Regions from separate parts of the Homo sapiens genome. Here region 1 is linked to region 2. Evidence: read pairs that join two places in POLR2A ChIA-PET (ENCODE). Cell type or tissue: Panc1. All regions are shown on one strand. Links, peaks and the distances in the headings refer to the core of each region. The heading gives the core; the rest is flanking DNA. Region 1 holds the start of LOC124901429 (a long non-coding RNA gene). Region 2 has its middle 87 kb from the start of PLEKHG1.

Evidence for each region. Peaks named below come from ENCODE experiments on the same cell type or tissue, not always from the same donor. Only the 100,000 strongest peaks of a DNase experiment are listed, where the experiment ranks them.
Region 1: POLR2A ChIA-PET joins it to region 2 with 10 read pairs; 3 of 35 experiments call an interaction of 5 or more read pairs at or near these places.

The regions. Positions count from the first base shown.
Region 1 is chr6:150,570,556-150,578,892 of GRCh38, forward strand. LOC124901429 (a long non-coding RNA gene) reads right to left here and starts at 6,480. Exons shown (of 2, transcript XR_007059810.1): 1 at 6,102-6,480; 2 at 2,362-2,882. In Panc1, for the core only: no CTCF peak of the experiment used is centred there; no DNase peak of the experiment used is centred there.
Region 2 is chr6:150,508,617-150,516,953 of GRCh38, forward strand. It overlaps the pseudogene LOC100420304. Among named protein-coding and RNA genes, the nearest start is that of PLEKHG1, 87 kb to the right of the region's middle. In Panc1, for the core only: no CTCF peak of the experiment used is centred there; no DNase peak of the experiment used is centred there.

The DNA.
Region 1 (8,337 bases), core at 95-8,094, 62 kb after region 2:
ATGAGATCGCTCTCACTATCTGTCCTGGTGGTGCTGTGGGCTGCAAATGCCCAGTGCTTAGTATCTTCCCTCCTAAATGACCTCCCTTCCCATAGGTCCCCTATCTGTCATCACTCATCCTGCTTCCTGTCTTTGAAGTGAAAAACCCTACCGTTTGATTCTTTCCTATTCCTCAGTTATAATATCCAAGCTGTCAGGTTTCTGACTTCAACAGCCCTCTTTGGTATAGCCTTTCTTTGCCCCGTCCCCAACTGCGATATTCATTTGGTTTCTTTCCTTTTGGCAGAGATTTCCATGTCTCCTGTAACAGTGCTCCTTCTACTGCTTCTTCCTGCACCAGGGCAATCTTTCATCTCCCACACCTATCCCTCCTCCTAGCATTGCAGCAGCCTGTAGCAGCATCTATAAGCTCTCCAGAGAACTCACAAGTCTTCCTGTCCAGGCTGCAGGATACAGCAGAGTCCGAGTGGCCAGGATTTGAAGCCTAATTCTGTGCCACAGTTTACCGAAGGCTTGCATGTGTATTCCTACCACATTGTCCTCCTAATAGCCCTGTGCAGTATAACGAGCAAAGGAACAGATGAATTAACCACAGATAATGAAACAAGAGTTTAGGCTGGTTCAATGCTTGCCCAAGGTTTAAGAGCTGATGACTGGTAGAAGCAGGACTCACATCACTCAAGTCTCAGGGGCAGAGCCCAGAGTTCCCTTGTATCTTTCAGAAACTAAACAATGATCGTTTTGTTTTGCTGAAATCTCCCAGTGGACCCTCACTGTCAGTGAAACCAAGTCTAATTTTATTAACCTGGCTCTCAAGATGGAACCCTCATGGTCTGGTTCCAAGTTACTTCTCTAGATTTATTTCCTGGAAAAATAAACTTATATACTGGATTCATGTACCACACTCCAGGAAAAGGTACCCCCTACAACTCATAGCTGATCCCCAGCTTCAACCTATTTTATAGTCAATTCTCCTTGCAGCAGCCAGAGTTGTCCTTCAGTAACGTGAATGAGCTCATGCTTTGCTCTACATTCTCAAGATAAAATCCCAAGTCATTACTGTGGTGCACCAAGCCCCGTATGATCTGGCCCTGAGGGTCTCTTTAACCTCATCTCTATAATTCACCTGCTTGGTAACTTGCCACGTTGGTTCATTTGTGTTCATTGGATACACTCTGCTGTTCCCTCTGCAGGCCCTTTAAGAGTGCTAGTCGCTCCACCTGTGGTGCTACATCCCCCAACACCTGCATGGTGGCCCCTGTCACTTCCAGAAGATTTTTGTTTGTTAGAAGGGCTTCCCTGATGACCCTCTTAAAAATATGTCCTTTGTCACTCTCTGCCCCTTATCCTGCTTTTATTTATTTATTTGTTTTTTTTTTTTTTTTTTTTTTGAGACACAGTCTCACTCTGCTGCCCACGCTGGAGTGCAGTGGCATGATCTCAGCTCACTGCAACCTCCACCTCCTGGGTCCAAGCAACTCTCATGCCTCAGCCTCCCGAGTAGCTGGGATTACAGGCGTGCACCACCACACCTGGCTAACTTTTGTATTTTTAGTAGAGATAGGGTTTCATCATGTTGGTCAGGATGGTCTAGAACTCCTGGACTCAAGTGATCTGCATGCTTCGGTCTCCCAAAGTGCTGGAATTATAGGCGTCAGCCACTGCACCTGGCCAGCTTTAATTTTATTTTCAGTGCCTAACAGCACCTGGCATATTATGGTATTTGTTTCGTGTCTTTCTCCTGCTATTAAAGCACAAGCTCCTTGAGGGCAGGGACTTTGTGTGCTCAGTTTATTCCTGGATTCCTAACACTGAGAACCATGCCTGCTGCACAGTAGCAAACATTTCCCAAACGAATCAGTTCATCAGTAAAAACAAGGCTGCTTGTTGTTTGGTGTCTCTACATTATTACCTATGCTGTCCTTTCTGCCTGGAATTTGTGGAACGTCCACTTTGCACCAGATCCTGCAAAAGACCTCAATGCTGTACTCTCTCTGCCTATTACTACCCAATTCACTGCACAGCTAAAATGTCATATTTTCCTGACCATCTCCAATCACTTCATCTGCTAGTGGTCTACTCTTGTCTACACCCCAATAGCCATGTCTTTGCATCCCTTTTATGACATTTATTGCCCCCTATCTGTAGTGAGGTTATTTGTGTACCAGATCCAATTCTCATTGTATTTGGGACAGTGCCTGGCACAGACTTTAACACATAGTATTTGAATAGAGTAGTATTTAGAGATACACTATGAGAGCATAATTGTGTATTCAATTCAATGTATAAATAGAAAAGTAAATATAAGTGGAAAAGCCTAGAATAGGTGCAAGAGTGTAAGTAACAAAAGGAAGAGAAAAATGGAGGAAAAACCCAAGAGGAGCAGAGATTTATTATCCTTCCAGAAAACACACATCCTTCTTTAGGTTAATCCCTTTCCATGAGAAAATGGCCTGGAGAAGATGACTGGTTAATTTCAGACACCCTTGACTTCCATTTGTCTATTGGAAGTCAGCTGGATGGCTGTGGGAGCTGGAGGGGCGGAGATAAGGACAGATGGCTATCACTGCTTGCAGTCTTCCGAGGGAGGAGCCGGTCCTGCCTGGGCCTACAGTTGTCAGCACTTTCCCCCGCTGGCCCTGCTGACACTGTTCTGACACCCTGTGCACCACCAGAAAGTTCACTGACCCTTCACAAGCAGGGGTCATAGGTCCATTTCCCAGCGTCATCAGGAATCACTCCAGGCTGTGCACTGACCCAGCTCAGGGAGCAGTGGCCAGCGATGTCAGCCAGCAGGAGCAGGGCAGGGCCCCAGGCAGGGGGGCTGGGGGCAATCTCAGACGAAATCAAAACCTTCATTGCAAAGTCCTGGGTGGTGGCTTCTGAGGAGAACATAAGAAACAGGAGGAGGGAGCAGTGGTAGAGGGGCCTCTCTGCAAGGGGTGCTGGAGGCGACTGCAGTGAGGTGTTTCCTGGTGAGTGGGTCAGATCAGCTCACACAGTGGGGATGAGCTCACAGAGAGTGGGCTGAGAGCAGACCAGGAGTGCACAGGTGGCTGCCCTGTCAGCCTTTTCCGGGAGTGGTGGTGGCGCTTGCAACAACTGCTCTGGCTTTGTCCCCTGCTGACCCAGTGCCAGCAGTCTTCTGCATTTACCCCAAGTTCATCTGCACCCCTTTCTTCCCCAGCCTTACCCCTCGCTCCCTTCCACGAGAGGCAGTATGAATAGACACTAAGTGTGGCATCCAAAAAGCCTCAAGCTCTGAAGAAGAGCCATATAACCCCCCTGCACCTTGATTTCTCCATCTGTAGAATGAGTAGGAGAATACTTACCTGCTCTATGCCTCAAATGAAATGCTTATGAAAAATTGCTACTAAACCATCATGCATACGGTACTCATGTTAGTTTTCTTTAGCCTCCCAGCTTATTTATTTCTTGTCTTCCTCATCTTTGCTTACCTGCCCCTTTACAAATCTGCTGTAATATGGGCAAATCATATTTGTAAAAATGCAATTAAGACAAATATAAAGGTTCAACCCCTGAAAAGAGGTAGCTTTGTGCTTATGTGTATAAACCAAAACCAAAATCTTATTTTTGTTCAAAATTTCAGGGCATTACAGATATTTTGCTTTAGGACATAAAAATATTACTTACAACTGATTGAAACAGGTCACACTAATTTTGTGTCAGATCGCCTTTGTTGGGTGCAGGAGATGATGTTTCTTCAACAGATCTAAGCACCGTGGGTGGCTTTTACTAAAGTGGGGTCCGAGGTTGCTTCGTGAGGTGATTCTAAGTGCGAGTGGGAATTGTTCTAGACCAGCTTTACACCTCCTGCCCCCCAAATTTCTCTCTCTTGCCTACTTGTGATCCCTAAAATGTCACCATCAATTAAATAAGGCAAGAGTACCAGGCTAGAATGACAAGCAATGTTCTCTCATGGACATGATTTAACTCTAGCTCATGTCCAACTTAGAACAACTTTCTAGAAGATAGTACAGAAGAGAACAACTATTTATGCATCTGACACAGAAGAGGGAGTGGTTAAAAGATTTTTGTGAACAAAAAGAGGAAGGAAGCAGTTAGACACTGCTTCTGGCCTCAAAGAGTTTCTGAGGTTCGAAGGGGCGCGCTTACTCATGCTTACTCCAGAGTCGGGCTTCTGTCTGGTGTGGGCTTCCCTGGACAGGTACAGTAAGAGTGCCTTACCTGGCCAGCCAAGAAGACAACAGAGGGTGCTGGACATCTGCGTGGGGGAGATGGGTGGGAGAGGTGGAGTCACCTCAAAGGAGGAGAAAGCACTGCCGTGTAAGGCGGGATGTTCTCTAATGCTATCACCACATATGGCTGAACTTGGTCTGTATGTATTAGATAGACAAGTAGGAGGTGCCATCTCCTATTTATTGTGTCCTACTATAATAAAAAAAAACCAGGCTGGGCACGGTGGCTCATGCCTGTAATCACAACACTTTGGGAGGCCAAGGCAGGCAGATCACCTGAGGTCAGGAGTTCGAGACCAGCCTGGCCAACGTGGTGAAACCCTATCTCTATTAAAAATATAAAAATTAGCCAGGTATGGTGGTGCATGCCTGTAATCCCAGCTACTCAGAAGGCTGAGGCGGGAGAATCAGCCTTGAACCTGGGAGGCAGAGGTTGCAGTGAGCCAAGATCACACAATTGCACTCCAGCCTGGACAACAGAGTGAGATTCTGACTCAAAAACAAAACAACAACAACAACAAAACCCAGCTACCTTTTCTTGCATACGTACTCTGTGTCAAGTACTATTCAAAGTCCTTTACATTTAAGCCTTACAGCAACTCTTTGAGGGAGGTCTATTTGCTCTTCCCATTTCACAGATGAGAAAACGGAAGCCTGGAGCCATTAAAGTAGCTGCTGCAGGGCTCTCAGCAAGTAGATAACAGAACCAAGATTTGAACCCAGGCCCTTGGACTCCAGGGGTTCACTCTCTTAGCCAGAAGCTGAGTCCCCTGTGCTGTGGTTTACGTAAGGCCCACAGAATGGTCCCTCTTCTCGGACACTGACACAGCCAGAACTACATCCTGACCCATCTTGTGCTCACCTGCCAGCCCCCGGGATACCGCATGGCTGCGGCTCATTTCTCTTTCATTCTCCCAAAGGCCACAGATGTTTTAGGGAGTGCCCACAGCAAGGAGCTGGCCAGGGGGGACTGGCTTCTCCACTCCCCTCCATCCTGAGATAGGAGCAGTCCTTAAAACCACCAATGGGGAAGGGCCAGCAGGACCCAGTGGCCCTGTGCCCAGAACCAGGCCCTTCTGACCCTCCCAGGGAGGCACACAGGGTGACAATTCATCACACCAAGGCTTTCCAACAGCTGCTTCTCTTCAGACATATGCACCTGTGCACATACACATGTGCCCACACATGCAGACATGCACACACACATAAACACACATGCACGCACCCAGGGAACAGAGTCATGTAGTGACTCAGCCTCTCCCCCAGTGTCTACACGAGGAAGATGGAAGGTGTTCCTTTGTGCTGACGTGACTGAACCGCTCATCTCTGTATAATTTATGGGCCTCCGTTCCCTCTTGCACTGGAAAGGTAGGCTCCCCTCCCACCTTCTACTCAGGGCCCTGGCGCTGTGGAGAATGAGGCTTCCTCTCAGTTTTGAGATATAGTGAATGCAAAGAAGAGGCCGGGCTTGCATGCTCCTCGAGATGCTCAAGTAGGTAGAAGCTGTCAACCTGGAGGCTAGGGGCCCACGGTCCTTCCCTGACTTTGGTAATTATCTGAGTCCCTAAGATGAGCTCCAGGAGAATAGGGGCAATCTTTTGTCCATTTTTACATCTCCAAATCCTGGAATAAGGACTGGCGTATGGGAAGGAGGAAGGATGGATGGATGAGTCACGCACCACCCTGCCTTCACGGGGCTTACACTCTCTCCCCGTGGAGACAGGAGGAGGAGACAAGGGCACTTCTCACGAGACATGGGGGGCCCTCAGGTGGTGAGGGGGGTTGGACCACAAAGAAAGGACATCTGGTGGGCAGGCTAAGGGAGACTAAACATTCTTGGAGACAGCATTAGAGGTGGCCGTGCAGGACTGGTAGGATTACCTTAGGCAGAGGAACAGGCGTGAACAAGACCTGCTGCAGGAAAGCATGCGAACGTTCTGGAAACAGGAGGAACTTTCCTTTGGCTGGAGTACGAGGTGCACACAGAAGAACGACAGGACCCGGAGAAAGTGCGGTGTTGGGGCTGGGCTGGGAGGAGGGTGTGGCCAGGCTGGCGCAGGAAGCAGGAAGGCCGGGGTGAAGGGGTCTCCCTGCCTTCTGTGTTTTGCCTCCTGCCTTTCTCCTCTGGTTCCGAGAATCAATTCCTCTGTGCGAAGTGGATGAGGGGACTTTCCTAGCCTCCGATCTGCACTTGCAACTAGACTGAGTGGAGCCTGGGACAATGGCTTTCCGCTCAGAACCAGAAATCAGGCTCCAGGAAGGCACTCTCCTAGAGGAGGGAGAGAAGGTATTGTTACCTATTTGTGGAAAGACTCCGTGGGGATTGTTACCATCCTAATGACATCAAACTTCAGTGGGCTGCTCTCTTTTGTTAATGGCATAATCCTTTGTTCAGAACACACACACTGCACCCCCAGAACCTGAATGATTCAACTGGATGCGTAAGTGGGGAATGCGAAGTGTAAGAATCACTGGCAAGACCGCAGAGGATTCTGGGAATAAGGCCATTTAGTACAAACTATTCGCCAAGTAAAATATTAAAATGTTACAAATAAGGCCAAAGTCCCCTTTGACGGACCCCTGCTCCAGCCTCGGCCCTCCCCACATCCTCCCCCATCCTCTCTATCGAGTGGACCTTCAATATCAGTCTGTCGTCTATACTTCCAGAATTTATTTCCATATATTTACAAATTTAGAAAATGCATACTTGTGGCTGGGCGCGGTGGCTCACGCCTGTAATCCCAGCACTTTGGAAAGCCAAGGCCAGCGGATCACTTGAGGTCAGGAATTCGAGACCAGCCTAGCCAACATGGTGAAACCCCCGTCTCTACTAAAAATACAAAAATTAGCCAGGCATGGTGGTGCATGCCTGTAATCCCAGCTACTCAGGAGGCTGAGGCAGGAGGATCAGGAGGATCTGAACCCTGGAGGTGGAGGTTGCAGTAAGCCAAGATCACATCACTCCACTCCAGCATTGCACTTGTATTTTTGTACACCTAAATGTATTGCTTATGTGGTTTTGAACTTGTTTTAAAAGCCGGAGGACAGAAAATGAAGAGAACACAGAGTACCTGATGAAGTGGAAATAAGAAGCTCCTGTTTGCATTTTCCTTCCATGCTCAGGAAGATGTGGAAAGAGAAAGTTACACTTTTATTTTCCTGCTTGGATGCCTTAGTGCCTTCTGGAAATCTCTGCTAGATCAACCCTCCTCACACAATCATTCGCAAGTCTACCAGGAATACGTAGACGGAGAAATGCAAGCATGGTAGGCTGTCACCCATTCTGCTCAGCCAGAGGTGGATACCCACCACCCCCTCATACTACCAGAAGGACACTGGCTACTGGGGCCTCCTGACACTTGCATCTACCTTTTCAATTTAAAAAACACGAAACTGTATCCCTCAACCCAAGGATGTGGGAATTCATCCCATAGCTTGCTCAGATCTCTAGTTCTATAGACATTGTGCAAGTTCTCTTGCATTCTTTTAACTCAAAATTCCAGGAAACACAGAGCCTTGCAGATAGAGGCTTTCCACTGAGAAAGAGACAAGCAAGCTGCTTAGATAATTCATAGACTGGAAAAGTCAAGGTGAATTATTAATAAACTTAGCAATAAAGAAGATTTCTGGCTGGCCAGGGTGGCTCATGCCTGTAACCCTGGCACTTTGGGATGCCAAGGCGGGTGGATCGCTTTAGGTCAGGAGTTCGAGACCTGCCTGGCCAACATGGCAAAACCCTGTCTCTCCTAAAAATACAAAAATTAGATGGGTGTGGTGGCACGTGCCTGTGATCCCAGCTACTTAGGAGGCTGGGGCAGGAGAATTGCTTGAACCTGGGAGGCAGAGGTTGCAGTGAGCCGAGATCACGCCACTGCACTCCAGCCTGGGTGACAGAGCTGAACTCCGTCACAAAAAAAAAAAAAAAAAAAAAAAAGTTTCTTCTCTCAGATGATAAAGGACACCTTTTGAGCAGATGAAGTCTTAAGTGTTAACTCCCATGCTGTGAAACTGAGAAAGTTAGACTGCATTTTCATGTCACCTGTTACCAAGGATCAGCTCTCACTCTGGGTGAATTAAGCACTGATTCTTTTTCTGCTTCCTAAAGTGACACAACTGA
Region 2 (8,337 bases), core at 100-8,099:
ACCCAGGCATCTGATTCTGCAAAGATCTAGCACCATTGTGCACATGTCTTCTTAGAGCCTATGTCCGCACAAAGTGATGCAGCATTGGCCAATCCAGTGAACTCAGGTGTGTAAACCGAAAGTAAAATCTTAAACCCCTTAACCTACTGAAGAGATGCCCCTCTTTGCCAAGGGGACCCCAGAAAAACCTGAAAAACTGAACTCCCAGCCATGACAGGAAGGCAGATCAGACATGTGCTGTTGTACCCCTCCCTTTGGAGAGTAGGCATAACTGACCAGCATTACCATTAACATAGAGGTCATGAGGCTGACAAAACAGACTTTTTAGAAATAAGATGCCACATTCCAACCTGAGTCTGGTGTAACCTTACATGACAGATAGCAGACCCTGAAGCAAATTAAAATATTTTACCCCAAAATATATTCCTGTGACATATTTGAAATGGCCCTGCAACGCCATCTTTTGTGGGGGGAAATTTGCATCTGTTATAGAATCTCCATTAATGCAGCCATATTTCCCCTTTCTAGTCCTTTCCCAGATCTAGGAGATTAAATGAGAGTGTGACACCGTTAAGGTCCAAAAAGAGACACTTACCATCTATTTTCTCTGCAGGTGGCTGCCTGTGAGTTTCATCTACATAACAAGAGCCTTGGGCTCCACAACTCCCCTTATCTTAGCTCAAGAAAAGATATCCTGCCTCTTTAGGCTGAACAAAAATACACCTTCCTCATACTGACTTATGATTTTACCTGTAATTCCTGACTTCCTAAGATGTATAAAGCCAAATTGTAACCCAGTCTCCTCAGGCACACTTTCTCAGGACCTCTTGAGATGGTTCCGTGGGCCATGGTCACTCCTATTGGCTCAGAATAAACCTCTTTAAATATTTTACAAAGCTTTTGGGGTTTTTTATTCCCCTCAGCAGGTGCATGAGAAGTTTCAAAGGGTCAAGATGCAATCTTTCCATAAATGTCTCCTAGATGGGTGCTTCCAAAGCCCCCATAGCCATGAACTTCCCATGAGAGGTATGACACGTTTCCTGAAGGGTACACCACCATGATGTAGATTTTCTCCCTTTGTCTGCATTAAAATTGTCGGCATCCTACCTATACCACAGGCAGAACTATCCTATGCTGTACCTCCCTACCACATTTGCATCCATTGTTTGTCCCTTGGCAGATTGGGCACATTCAAAAACAGCCATTGCTTACCCATTGCCCCAAGAACCCTCCAACCGAAGGAACGAGGACACTTGGAGGTGCATATGGTTTCTTGTGTTTCTAGCCAACACACTAGAAAAGGCCAAAATGTTAATATCATGACTTCACTTTGGAAATATTTACTGGATAAATGCATTCCAGTAGAAACCTAAGCAGAGGTGACTCTTGGATTCTTGTGTAACATCTCCTACGGCAAAAGTTTCCCTTTGCCCCGAGCTAGAGCCCCTCTTGGGAAAGGATCTCTTGGCGTATTGGTCTGTAGGCAAATTTCCTCAAAGACGGCAGCACCTTCTGGAGTTTTCAGGTTTAGAGCCAGTGACTACTTACCAGTTCGTTGACTCAAACATGTCTTTGGTCTCAATCCACGCAAACCACTTGGGCTCCAAAGTCAGCTCAAATCATCTCACAGATAGAAGAAGTAAATTCCTACCAACTCCAGTACCAAGACATTTCTCAAGGCCATGTGACTTTACAAGCAGAGGGAGCTGGGACTAGCTGAGATATATCTGGAAATTTATTTTAAAATCTGAGCTCAGGACTTTCCAAGGAGGAACTTAAAAAGAAAAGAAAAGAAAAGAAAAAAACTCCACCTATTCAAGAGTCAATGAACAACTTTCATTTCATTTATTTCTTTTTGGACAGGGTCTTGCTCTTTCACCCAGGCTGCAGTGCAGTGGTGTGAACTTTTAAAATTTGTTTGTGGGCTGTCTTCCAGCTTCCACTGCTTTAATAGCCTATCTCCTCTCAACTATTAACTATAATTAGTGTATAAGGACAGCTATTTCAACCCTTGAGGTCCTTACTTCAAACCGTCCTAAAGAATTAAAATGTAGTCCTAAGTGGCACTTTTCCAGGATCATAAGAATTCCTTCCCCTTCAAAAGCTTAGAGTAAAGATAAATCAGACAGAAGGAGAATTATCCTTTTATTGGCTCAAAGCAACCACTGGCTCCCTTCTCAGTGGTGTGATGTTCTGGAAGGGAGATTAGTGTCTTCTGAGGGTTGTTGCAATAATGGAGAAACACTTGGCCAAGACTTTCTTCCCCCGCCAGTGTCCTCTACCTAGGATTGTCAAATTTTGGAAATATTCAAAAGTTCTTCAATAGAGGGATACGCAATGAAAAATTTGCTACTGTTTGGGATTCGTTAAGTCAATTTAATTTCTGCTTAATACAAAGTTCTAGTGCCCACAATTTTGTTACTATTATTAACTTTCCAGCACCAGTGATGTGCTGAGATTTCTGCAGTGGTTCCTGAGTGCTGGATTTAAGGTCTGCTGGTGAAAATGATCAGTTACAGTCATATGCTGTAACTGATATGCTATTCCACCAGTCTGAAAGGAGACAATGGCAGCAGGGCCTGCCGTAAAGAGGCCAGGGGATGCTCAGTGAGATGACTTCTCCTGTCTCCCCAGTTGAGTCTCCCACCCTATGGTTGGATGGTGGTGATGGCCACAGTGAGGCCTTGCCCAAACTCAGAAACGTCCAAGACTCTACTATTCCCAACCACATGTCCCTGAACCTTCAGCACACTTACCTTTAGGCAAGCCAGTCTGATGTTGTTTAAAAACAATTTTTTTCTCTGCCACAGCACTGGATGGCCACACATTATGAAAGAATGGCTTATCTTTATTCATGCTCAGTTCCCTTGTGATACCATTGCGGTGGCCCATCTGAGGAGTACAATCCTTTCGAGGCAAAGAAGAAACTGCACTTAAAAGGCCTGGCCAGGACCTACTAGCTTCACAGGGGCAAATCTAGACCATATCCTCCCACAGTTTGTTAGAAATGATGCCAGCCTATTGAGATTGTTTCTGAGTGGTGAGAAACAACGGCAAGAGTTCATGCAAAACACAAGTGTAAATGTCATCATTTTATTCTTTTTGTTGATAAACCGCTGGAGAGCCAAGGTCACATCCTGAATTTCTTTCAGATCTTTTACATATTAGGCATAGAATCCCAAAAGTTGTAAGTTCTAAAGAGTCTTTACAGTATACTGACAAAAATATGAATGACATTTGTTTAAGGCTACTTATTGTAAAACTACCTGTAATAAGGAAAGACTGAAAACAGCCTAAGTCTCATTAGTAGGAAACTGGTTGAAATGGAACACCCACACAATGCAGTATTCTGCAGCTATAAAAATGTATGAAGATATCTATATATTGCAGTTGAGGGATTTCCACATGTATGAAGTTAAAAAGCCAGATGCAGAGCAATACAGCAGCATGCCACCATTTATCTAAGAAGGGAAGGGGAATTAAACAGTTATAAGTATTTGCTTGCCTATTGTTTAAAGTAATGGCAGGATTAAGACATAAAGCTAATGAAAATGTTAACGATATCAGTAATTGTATGTAGTGATTACATGTTGAAATGCTAACATTTTGGGGGCGGGTGCAATGGCCCACGCCTGTAATCCCAGCACTTTGGGAGGCTGACGGGGGCGGATCACGAGGTCAGGAGTTCGAGACCAGCCTAGCCAACGCAGTGAAACCACATCTGTACTAAAAATACAAAAATTAGCTGGGTGTGGTGGCGGGCCCCTATAATCCCAGCTACTCAGGAGGCTGAGACTGGAGAATCGCTTGAACCTGGGAGGCGGATGTTGCAGTGAGCAGAGATCATGCCACTGCACTCCAGCCTGGGTGACAGAACTAGACTCTGTCTCAAAAAAAAAAAAAAAAAAAAAAAAAGCTAACATTTTGGACATACTGGGTTAAATAAAATACAGTATTAAAATCAATTCCATCTATTTCTTTTTATTTATTTTTGTAATGTGGTTCCTGGAAAATTTTGATTACATGTGTGTCTCTCGTATTCCTATTGGAGAGAACTGCCAAGGAGATGCCCTCTCATCAACATATACACCACCTTGCCAGCAGAAAGGGCATGGACTCCCAGATGAGAAAATGTTGGTGATATGGACTAATAAGACTATTTGAGACAAATGCTCATTGACATTCAAAGAGGTTCTCAGCCAGGTGTGGTGGTTCAAGCCTATAAATCCAGCACTTTGGGAGGCTGAGGCGCATGGATAACTTGAGCTTAGGAGTTCAGGACCAGCCTAAACATAACAAGACCCCATCTCTACAAAATACACAAAACTTAGCTGGGTGTGGAGGCATGCACCTGTGGTTCCAGCTACTCGGGAGGCTGAGGTGGGAGGATTGCTGGAGCCCAGTAGATGGAGGCTGCAGCGAACCATGATTGCACTCCAGCTTGAGCAACAAAAGAAACCCTGTTTTTTTTTTTTTTTCTGAGGGGGGGTTTTCGTTTCACAAAAGGTTCTGTCACACTCTTAGATCTACTCAGCCCCCAAATCCCAAGTTAGGCAAACAAAGTCACATGCTGTTAGACTAGAAATTAGGAAATCAGGAATCAAAAAAAAAAAAAAAAAAAAAAAACCAAATTGTTGAGGAAAGAGCTGCCTTTCTTCAGAACTTAGAATTGATGTTTAATGGTATTAAAATCCACAGCGAGCATCCAACCCACAGAGACATTTGGATCTGTGAGAAAATGGAAATACCCGCGGATATCTTCAGAGGTCATTAGAAGTTGTGTTTGGTATAAACCTGTGGTACGATCATTGTTCACTCATGGACTGTCTTCTAGAAGAACATACTCTCTGTCTGTAATGTTTGCATCATGAAAAATGTAGGAAGGTGTCATCATTGCTAATATCAAAGATTAGGGGGTTTCATCTTAAACACTAGTATCTTCCCCAACAAGTGATCATTCCTCCATGTATGTAAATACTTTTGATGCTTCTTTTTTTAGCTAGTTGGTTTTTTCTTTTGAATGTAGCTTTTGTCTGATTACAAAAATAATATAAACTGTCCCAAAATTGTTAGAAAATGCTAAAAAGTATATATAAAGAAAGATCTAAAATCTCAGGACCCAGATGTAGCCTCTGTTAATATTTAGAAATATCTTCTTCCAGGTGATGTTCTCTGCATATTATAATAATTAGATATAGAATCTTATATTTTTGAATAAAGTGATATCATATTATACATACTGTTTTCTGTCTTGCCCTTTTGCTCAACAATATGTTGTGGACAGCTTTTCATGACATGAGATTTAATGCTACATTATTGTCTTAATAGTTATATGCTATTTCATGGAACAGATGACCCTCATTTAAAGTCTCTTGTAGATGAACATTGGAATTAATTCCAACTTTTCCTATCATAAACAACACTGCAATGAATATCCTTTTACACTGATATTTTCATATTGTCTGATGTAAAATTACACTGTAGATTTTTACCCTTCCAAGATTTTGAATGTGATTGCCTTGCAGAAAGCTTTCCACAACTTATACCAGCAGCATATGATTATGTTTGTTTTCTGATGCTTTTACCGAAACTAGGTATTTTAATACTTTTGAGGGACAGAGATGCCTGTCTGTTGTGCCATAACATATTAAATTGCCATTTTTCAACATCTGTTGACCTATAAACGACTATTTCATATGGATAGACTTAATATAAATTTCTTTTCTTTTTTTTTTTTTTTTTGAGACGGTGTCTCACTCTGTCACCCAGGCTGGAGGTCAGTGGCACAATATCAACTCACTGCAACCTCTGCCTCCCAGGTTCAAGCGATTCTCCTGCCTCAGCGTCCCAAGTAGCTGAGATTATAGGTGCCTGCCACCACACCCAGCTAATTTTTGTATTTTTAGTAAAGATATAGTTTCACCATGTTGGCCAGGCTGGTCTCAAACTCCTAACCTCAAGTGATTGGCCCACCTTGGCCTCCCAAAGTGCTGGGATTACAAGTATGAGCCACTGCACCCAGCCAGAAATTTCTATAAACACATTTCATTATCTTATACTTACATATAATTTTTGTTAAGATTTTAAAAAGGCATTCAATCAGTCACAAAGCTTTACAGATTGACCTTCTTACTAACCACCAACTCACTTCTCTCATTTGTGAAAATCCTGATGACGCATTGTTGCCAGGATGATAAATAAATCTGGTCATGTCATTAAAAACTCTTCAATGTCTCCTTGGTGTAGGGTGGTTCAGCTGCTAAAATTAGAAAAAAAATGGGGAGGATCATGTTTATGGAGGGGGAAGAATGAAATCAGAAGTTTCATTTCAAACACATTACATTTTAGGCAGTGTGAAATATCCAAGCAGAGGCATCAAAGAGCCAGCTAGAGATGTGATCCAGAGTTCAGAGCAGAAGACTTAGCTGAAAATTTGCATATCATCTGCCTAAAGATGGCATTTAAACCTGCAACCATCAAACCTGTACCTCCCTCTACAGTGCACTCTGTGTGAACCGGTTTAGTGGCTTTATCCTAAGCAAACTTGTGTAGGATGATGAAAGACTTTCTCTCAGACTGTCAACAAGTATAATTTATTAGGGAATATTTACATGCACAGAGGAAAGGGAACATTAATTCTCCTGTCCCCAAGGAGACACAACAAAGGCAAACGCAAAGATAAGCTAAGATGCTGTTCAAATTTGCAAGAAAAATCCTGGAAGGAATGTCTTGTCTTCTTCAATCTTTGTCACTAACTTCTACATCTTCAGAGTAGCCGTTAGAGTCGCCGTTTGTCCAAGGTGGCTTGAAAATGGCTCCACTCTGATTTATGGGAGGTGAAACAATGTTATGTATCAGGAAAAAGGAAGGTTTCTCAGTCAGAGAGACAGCAATCTGAATTCTCAGTCAGCCCTTTACAATCTTTGTGGCTTTGAGCGTTCTTTCTTAACTTCTCTACACCTCCTCACCTGTAAATTAAGGATACTAATGCCTACTCCTGGGAAATTCAGAGATGAAACGCATTCATAGCATAGCACACTTTCTGGCTCACAGCAGACCTTCAGTGAATACAGAATATTATCACTGAGAAATATATAAATCCCTTTTTAGCTTAGAGTTTTCACCCAGAACATGGCAGCACATTTGTCATGTGTGAAGGGGATTGGGTCTCCACTATGCCTGCACTGGCCATCCACATCAACTCCTTGTTTCTTTGCTGCTGAAATTCAAGACCTATGTATGTTCACCAGAAGTAAACACGCACACCTGCAGCATGATGGAATGGGTAAAATGCTCTGCTTCTGTCTCCTGGTGCTTGGGGTGGTAGGAAAAAAATGCATACAGGAAAGCTTCTGTTTTTGTTTCCAGAGTGAGTATCTTAAAATTGTCAAAGTTGGAAAAACTGTTATTTCAGAGACTGCAAGTGATTCTGCATTTTGGGGTAAAGGCCGAACTAGCTTCCCTCTCTTTGCTCTGGAAGGAAACCTGTTTTCTTTGTCATGAGGGTGTTAGGCAAGAGCCCACTCTGTGGTTGGGAAAGACCTGACCAAGGGGCGCAGGTGTTTGAGACAGCGAGTGCTGACCTGTGGGCAGAGCGGGACATCTGCAGAGATGAGGAGGGTGCTGAGTGTCCCCTCCCCAATCAGACTGGACTCAAGCAGGGCAGAGACTCAGACAGGATGGGGACAAAGGACTTCCACTGGAGAACCTGCCAGCTTTCTCAACTTCAACAATTTTAAGATACTCACTCTGGAAACACAACAGAATGACGGCCAACAGGAGCCCCCTGGGAGAAGCATGGCTCTTGGATTCTGGTAGTGATATCTGATTTTGACCTAAGTTTTCCTGAAATACTACACAATCACCATGAACAACAAGAATAATAAAGGCTAATCCTTATAAAGTGCTGTTAATTTTACATAAATGAGCACATTTAACCCTCACAGCTCTAAGTCCTTTTAGTATATCCACGTTACAGATAAGGAAACTGAGGTACAGAGAGATCAGGTAACTTGCTCAAGGTCACACAGATAATAAGATATGTCTTTCCTGCATCATGTAAGAGCCAAGCCCTTGTTAGACTCTTTTTGAACACTTAAGTCTATTGCTAAGCTGTATTTTATGGAATTGAGGTAGAAGCTGTGTCCATGCTTTGGGTAAATCAAGGAGGGGGAAGGGCAGAACTTGAGGAAGATACACATGATCTAACCAACGGAGGCACAGATGTCTGAGCAAGAGATGACCATGATGACCGGGTAGCTGCTGGGAACATACAGACAGTCCTGGAGGAGGCTCAGGAGCGAGCCGGGAGGGAGCCTCCAGGAAGAGTGGGCTTCC